Regions from separate parts of the Homo sapiens genome. Here region 2 is linked to region 1. A link is a contact called in ENCODE Hi-C or POLR2A ChIA-PET data. All regions are on one chromosome and are shown on one strand. Each heading gives the region's core, a stretch centred on a gene start or an enhancer-like site at or near the end of the contact. The rest is flanking DNA. Distances are from core to core; before and after follow the strand shown.

Evidence for each region. A loop is a pair of places that touch in the nucleus more often than their neighbours do. ChIA-PET counts read pairs that join two places held with the same protein, here RNA polymerase II (POLR2A). Pooled maps may share reads with other maps.
Region 2: a pooled map shows a loop between it and region 1 (5-fold over the local background). The contact joins two enhancer-like sites. A Hi-C loop is called at or near these places in 1 of 168 maps with a recorded cell type or tissue (HepG2) and 8 of 50 pooled maps. POLR2A ChIA-PET finds 5 or more read pairs at or near these places in 1 of 52 experiments (activated naive CD4-positive, alpha-beta T cell).

The regions. Positions count from the first base shown.
Region 1 is chr7:127,818,324-127,821,937 of GRCh38, forward strand. All of the region lies in intron 11 of SND1 (staphylococcal nuclease and tudor domain containing 1), which reads left to right. Among named protein-coding and RNA genes, the nearest start is that of SND1, 170 kb to the left of the region's middle. Within about 2 kb of position 2,233, at least 3 of the 41 ENCODE cell types and tissues checked have a DNase peak (open chromatin) inside an H3K27ac peak, as active enhancers do.
Region 2 is chr7:127,898,785-127,902,400 of GRCh38, forward strand. The region is part of intron 13 of SND1 (staphylococcal nuclease and tudor domain containing 1); the gene reads left to right. Among named protein-coding and RNA genes, the nearest start is that of SND1-IT1, 97 kb to the right of the region's middle. RefSeq lists an enhancer at 1,786-2,319. Within about 2 kb of position 2,292, at least 3 of the 41 ENCODE cell types and tissues checked have a DNase peak (open chromatin) inside an H3K27ac peak, as active enhancers do.

The DNA of each region.
Region 1 (3,614 bases), core at 983-3,482:
TCCTTAGTACTGTAGGTCTGATTTGGGGCTTTTCTGTGTCTTTTTCATTATTGAAACTGTGCATCATTAAAAATCACAGAAGGATTTACTCAACTAATAGGCAATAAATACTATTTTTTGGCTTGAATTCTCTATTATTATTTTAAAGTTCTAAGTAACTTAAGGTTGATGGACCTTGACTGAACCCTGCTGTTCCCATCTCCCTCTCAGCCCCTGGCTTGGGATTCTTAATGTTCCTATTCCCCAGTAATAGTGCAAATGAGTTGGAAGTCAGTACGTCAGTGCCTTGCTCCACTCTGCTGTGTGTGCGTTGTATGATGGACCTTTTTGCCTGGCAGGTTGCTGCTGAGCCCAGCTCCTCAGAGCCTGTCCTAGTAGAATTTGATGCACAGGGTGGGCAGTGAAACAGCAGAGTTTCCTCCACCAGGCTCGGTTTCCACCATCTCCAAACTTTTAACCACCATTTATTTAAAAAAGACACCAAAAGAAAAGCAAGGAAAGGAGAAGTAAAGAATGGAAGAAAGGAAGGGAGAAAGTCACAGAGGTGACCTGGTCTTTGATTAGAAGTTTAGGTGACCATGTTTTGGTGAGATGGTGTCACGTGCAGCTAGAGAGCTGGGGAGGCTTTTTTAGCTTTCTGATTGAATCTCTCAACATTTGAGTGAGAAAATCATAATTTGATGGTCTCTGCATTTATGACACCTCCATTTCTTCATTTATAAAATGGACATCATGTTTGACACCTCTAATTCCTTGTGTTTGTAATAGTATAGGGAGAGAATGTAAGCAAACAGTCACATTAGGAGTAAATTTGAGCAGGGCAAAATGGAAGGAACTGTTTTATTTCTTCAGGGTGGAACTATAGAAGTTAGTACTTCAAATGCAGACCTGCAGCCTTGTCCAAAATTTGTCAGGCTACATAAAAATGAAGAGATGAGACATTTCAGTGACCTCAGAGTCAGGAAGATATGCAGTTGAAGATTGTGTATCATCACATTCTTACACTTGGGATGAATTCATTTCTTTCATTGTTCCTCATTTTCTTAATTTGGAATATCCAAAGGATACTTTTTTCTACCCTCTAAAAAGATGATCTTACTAAGGTATCCAGAAAGACTCAATTTGTCTTCCTGGTATTTCTAATCAGATTCTGACTTAACAACATTTACTTTTAAAAATGTAGTTTTCCTAGTATTGACTCTGAGGAGGGCCACCATAAAGAGGCAGGTGGCCCCACCTTGTAGGATGGGCTGGAGGTAGAAAAATTCAGGAGTCTGGAGTCCTGGCCTGAAGTGCATCTAGTCTTTGTTCACCTCACCCGCTTTCTATTTTGGCCCTTAGTTAACCCCTCTCTAAAAACAGAAGGAACCAGCAGGCCACCTCTGAAGATCATTTCATAAACCCGTTTGAAGATTTGTTGCCCGGTTTTGCATTGATTGGACTACTTTTAGGGTTCCAAAAGTTTAATCTTTTTGTCATCAAAGATTGTTTTATTTTAAATATCAGTGAATTTGATGAATACTGATGTGATGGCTATGTGTCACACACAAACCCCTGAGTCCTGTGGCCACTGGGTGATTCTTTGAACTTACTGTGAACACTGATTGTTAAAGGCCTGTTTGCTGAGAATGCTATAATGTAAATCTCTACTGTTTCTGTGCAGTGACTTTAATTATCTTAATCACCCATTATGCCCGCCTTCTCCCAACCCCTACAAGCTAGGAGATTGAATTCATTCTTTCTCCACCTCTGCTTATGTTACCAGGTTAGGGTCAAAGCAGATCTTTTTATCTGAAATGTTTAAGTGGTTAGGCTGGGGTTACAATTCAGTTAGTTACTGGGGAAAGGAATTGTTTCCTCTTTTTCTAAGATGTGTGGTTCCCAATGGTTTTCTCTCATTTGAGGGCTGGTGGTGGTTTCCTTCTGTCATTTGTCAGTTCACTACATTTTGAAATAATGGCTTTAGGAATCCAGTGCCATCAGAATGATTGACTTCTTGACATTAGCCAGGTGCTTTTTCACATTTTTCCCTAGTTTCTCCTATTGCTAGTGGTGGAGTTTGCTTGCTGTCGGCAGTTTGGAAGCAAAGCAGCATGTAGTTTGAACTCCACAGCATGGGAGAGTTTTTGAAGATCAAAGACAAAGATGAGTCATGTTGCTGTTCTTCGGTATTTCTGCTTTGGTGTAGTTAATCACAGCTTTCCAAGGGGCAAATGGTAATAAGATCACTAAGTCTAGATAGATTTATGATGTCTCAACATTCAGAGACTGAAAGTAGAATTGATAGTCTTTTTTACGTCACAGACACAAACTTCCCCTTCCTTTCTTTCTCTCTAACCTCATTTTCTTTTGTCCCTCTCTATCTTTCCTTTTTCCCCCTTTCCTTCTGCCTTCCATTTTCCTTCCTCCTCCTCAAAGTTTCTTAGACCTCCAACATGAAATTGTCAAAATGCTAAGCTTGTAGTAGCACTCACTTTCCAATGTGTATGCTCCATCTGCCTTTATGTCTGACTTGGCTGTTGTAGTGGATCCCTGGGACCTTTCTGACCTTAGCAAGGAAAAAGTGATTTGCTAAATGCCATTTTTTCTTGTTTCTGTTCTTCTTCCAGCAGCATGAAGCTTGGTTGAGTACCAGAGTTGACAGAGTATTAGCTTTTCTCTGAGCCAGGTCTGCTTAAGTTTTTGCTTGATGGTTCCAGTTTATTGTTGGCCTTGGATCCTCCCGAATGAACACTCAGAATGTTCTCAGCGAGATGATATTGTGTAGTACATTTAGAACTCTCTGCCTTCTTTAACTGTCATTTTCCATTGTTTTTGGAAAAGAGAAAACATGGACAAGGAAAATGTTGTGCCAGTCATTCCTCTTAGTCCAGGTTTCCCTTCCTGAGGAATTCTAGTTGATGGGCCAGTGTATGTGTGTCCTTGCTGGGTGCTCTAATGATGCAGTAGCCTGATGCTGCCCCAGGCACAAGTAGCATGCGGGGTGCTTGGCCATTGTTTCAGTTAGCAAAAAAATACCTGTTTGGATAACACTGACCTGCTTCAGAGTATGTTGTTTTCCTTGGATGACCCAGCTTTCTGTAATTCACCTTTGGATTGGATTGTTTTTTCCTGGACTCCATGTCATCATCTCTGCTCTCCAACTGTTGTCTCCAGGTTGATGGGTACCAGTACAGGATTGATTTCTCTGTGTCCTTGTTTTTTTCTGTTTCTTTCAGGGATTGCTTTTTACATTGGGATGATTTCTGTGGTCAGGCAAAGGTACTTTTCCTTACAGGATTTTTTTAAATTTAGTTTTTAAACTGCCAGGAAGATATAATTTTTAAAAAATTTTTGTTTTATGTAACATAACTTGTTCTTTACATTTTAAAAATAGATGTAGAAAGGATGTGTTAAAAAAAAAATAGCTGCGTAGAAAGCACATATATGGATAAAGCAGTGATTTTAAAAAATTTTTCTTCTAAAGATTTTAAAAGTCAAATCAAGAAAGTAAATGAATTTGGTTGTTTTATTGCCGAAACAGACATTTTGACGTCATTTGGCAGGAAAGCCATTATGGAAACAGGTTATTTTTTGACAAGCTATTATATAAAATGGGCAGACATTTGAATTAT
Region 2 (3,616 bases), core at 1,042-3,541, 81 kb after region 1:
GCCACTTAGATTCTTGCCCATCTCTTGTAGTTCCAGGAGACTTGATGTGGGATGTGATGCTTTTGTTCTGGATGCTCCTCTGCTTCTGTTTCTGCTCAGAGGCCAGTCTTTAGCTGCTTCTGCCCTGGAGCATAGATCATGAAACTGTGTATCTGGGAAAGCCAACAAACCTCATTTTTTTGCCCTACAGTCACTTTGGCATTGTCACTGTCTCCAATTTGAAATATTTTCACTGTTCCGCATTAATCAGTCAGTTACCAAGCATTTGTTCAGCTTTACTTGGCACACTTTAATTGAACTAGATGGCCCTGAATTTATAATTATGGAAAGATAGCTGTCTGTTAAAATACTATAATAAAGATTAAGGGCAGAATACTAACCCTCAAGGGACCTGTAGTCTAGATACAGAAATAAAGATTAACACATGAAACAATTTGAAAGTCATATGTTGCAGTTTATAATTACATGCTGAACTGAGTGATACCTGCACACAACACACACACACACACACACACATTATACTACCATTTCAAAGGAGTTCACCTAGGACCCCAGGTTAAAAATTTCTGTTCTCCCAACTATTTTACGATTGTAGTGAGGTTGTGGCTACAGATAGGTGATACTCTTTTCATTGTAGTGTTGACCTAGAACAACAAGTGGAATCAAGGGGAAAGCAAAAGCCCAGGGGACACACATAATTAATTACTGGCATGTAGGGGGCATGAAGAAAATGGGCCTAATTGGATTAGGAGTAATGTGGAAATCATGTGGATATGTAAACTGGGGCCACATGGTCGAGACCCATGAAAGCCAAGTCTGAGAATTTCCACTTGATTTCACAAGCTGGTTGGTTGTCTTTGTTTGGAGTATAAGTAGGGGAGGAAAATGATGATGTCGATTTTTATTGAGAAGTGATGTGGGAGTGGTGTGCAATATTCAGTCAAAGTGTGTGTAGCTTCAAAAGGGATTGCATGAATTTAGTTAAGATATCCCTGATGTTATCTTGAAATAAATTGGTGAGGGCCTAGACCAAGAGGGTTCCAAAAGGGCCAAGTGAGCACAATTATGAAAGAAGAATGTTGGATGTTGGGGTAAAGCAAAAGCAGAGTGAAGAGACATCATGGAGGCTGCTTACCAGGAAAGCATTGTTAAAAGGAAGTTACAGATGAGGAGACGTGTTCAGGGGTCCTAATCTCTCTCAGCTCTGTAGCCTCCTTTCCCCGTCATCTCCCTGCCACCTATTGCATGCCATTTCTGCTTTCTGTCATTTTATTTTCTTTAGATCTCTTTCATGTATGAAAGTAGTTCTTTTTGTAAAACTCTGTTGAAAGCTCCTGCTCCCTCAGAAAATTCACAGATACTTTAGGGTGGATCAGAGATATTTCTAGCATCTGAGCTGACGTGCACTATGTCCCCAGGTTAAGAATTCCTGATGTGATAACTATTTTATGATTGTGATAAGGTTGGATCTAGCCATAAATCCTTTGAATTTCTTTGTAAGCTCACAAAAATATTTGTTCAGAATAACAATCTACTGTCGTTGAATTGGCAGTAAGATGGAGGCCTGTTTGTTGGCACGGGAGGGACTGTGACTGCGGTGCTCAGACATCCAGCTTGGAGAGCATTGGTCTTGAGATTTTCTGGATGAACTAGAGACTGCAAACCTAAGAGCAGACTCTTCCTTGGCATGAAATGTGTGCAGATTCTAATCTTGTGCTGAGGCCATGGAGATGATCTCCCTGCAAAAATGTTGTCTGCCTTTGCAAAGTTGTAGGTTTTTTCTTCTAGAGGAAAAGCAGCAGCTAATATGTGAGAGTTTCGAGCTTTGCTGTTTAAAGAAAGCAGAGTTTTCCAGTGGTCTGAATAGAGTTCATCTTCCCACACTGTAGTACCATACAGCCCTGTGGCTCCTAGAAACAACCTAGAAAGCTGTGTTTTCATCTTTCTGTTGCCCTGCCACTCCTTGGCATGTGTGTGGATATATACTTTCTTTCCCTGACTGGTGATGATGTTTGTCAGTTATTGACACTGGTAGTCTTTGCTGTCTTTGTACTGCTGCATCTTGGAGAAGAAAGCTGCTGAGAGGAGTAGGCTATGTTCTGCCCCACTGTTTCCTTTCTGCTGGCTGGCCTGCACACTAGCCTGCCTTTGTGAGGAAGCGGCTGTTAAGCAGACACAGCAGGAGAAGTTTAGAAGTCAGGAGTTTCATTCCTTGCCTAATGAAAAGGGATGCAGACTTGTGGCTGAGGCCAACAGGGAAAGGCAGTATGGGGAGCAGGAATTAGTGTTTGCTCTGTGGAGCAGATAAGGTGGAAGCCAGCCTGCGGTCTGCCTACCTTCCCATGTCTCAAAGACAGAGCTCCACAAATCTATCCCAGAGAAACTGGGTTATGTGAGATGCAGAGGAGAACCCCACTGAGAAGTGGTAGCAAGGCAGTACACCTTGTTTTCAGCAGAGCCTGGGTCTCCATGTCATGTATCCTCATAGCCTGGAATAAAGATGGTACTCTCCCTTTGCAGATAGTGGTGGCAGGCCTCCCCTCTTGGAATTTGCTCCTCTCCTCTGTGAGATTCATTCCTGAATTCCTACTTCCCCCAGATACTCTTTCGTGGAGAATCTCTTGCTGTGGCATCAGACTTGTGACAAGCAGAGGGAGGTTTTCTGGAAATGGCTCACTCAGCATCGTTCCTGCAGCAGTGTGGGAACCAGAAGTGAAGAAGCCTCTGCACAGGGAAAGGAGACCTGTGCTGCCGCAGGTTATTCTGCTCTTTTCTCACAGATCCCTCCCACTTTGCAGCCTGGGTCTAGTGTGCTACTAAGAGGCTAGAGTGCTTCCTGGGTGGGCATATTTGAATTTAGTGGTTAACTACCTATTGTTAACTTTGAATTTTGCTTCTCTTTCATGAAGAATTAACAAAATAAGGGCTACTTCTCAGTTTACATATGCTGGTACAGTGCTACTTTCTTGCTTCCTCTTGAATGTGCCAGAAATTGATAAGAGTTTAACAGTAATATTTTAAGTGTGAAAAAATTGTCTTTGAACGTTTTCCCAAAATTTATGCCAGAACACAAATAAGTATCTGATAATATGCTTTTTAGAAGCAGGGTAGAGCATGAATAATATTAATACTAAGACCATTTTAAAGAATCATTTTGCTGTTATTGTTTTAAATGTCATATGTATACTATTATCCACGTCTTCCAGTTTCTGATGTTAGTTTTTTCCTCTTTGGTAGCGTATTTAGTTGTGGTTAAGTCCTAGATTTCTGCTTATAGCACAGAGCTACTTTGTGGTCACAGAAAGAAAGCAGAATTATAGTTTCCCACCTCACTGCTTTTGCCTCGAGGATCTTTGCTTTCTAACTTACTGCTCAGGCCCTGTTCTTTTTTTCTCATAGTACATGAGATGTTCTCCAGCCCCAGGAAAGGCCACAATTTCAGCAGTGCTCTAACTTGAACCTGTCTGTTTACAGAACAGATCTATTTATTTTGGTTGTCCTTGTTGTTAAAGGATAAGGCTGTAGGCATTTAGTGCCCCATAGGACCTGCAGAATGCTTTGCAGGCCTTGCCTTGAAGGAGGTGAGGTATGGTCAGGGTGGGAAGGAGCTTGTCTT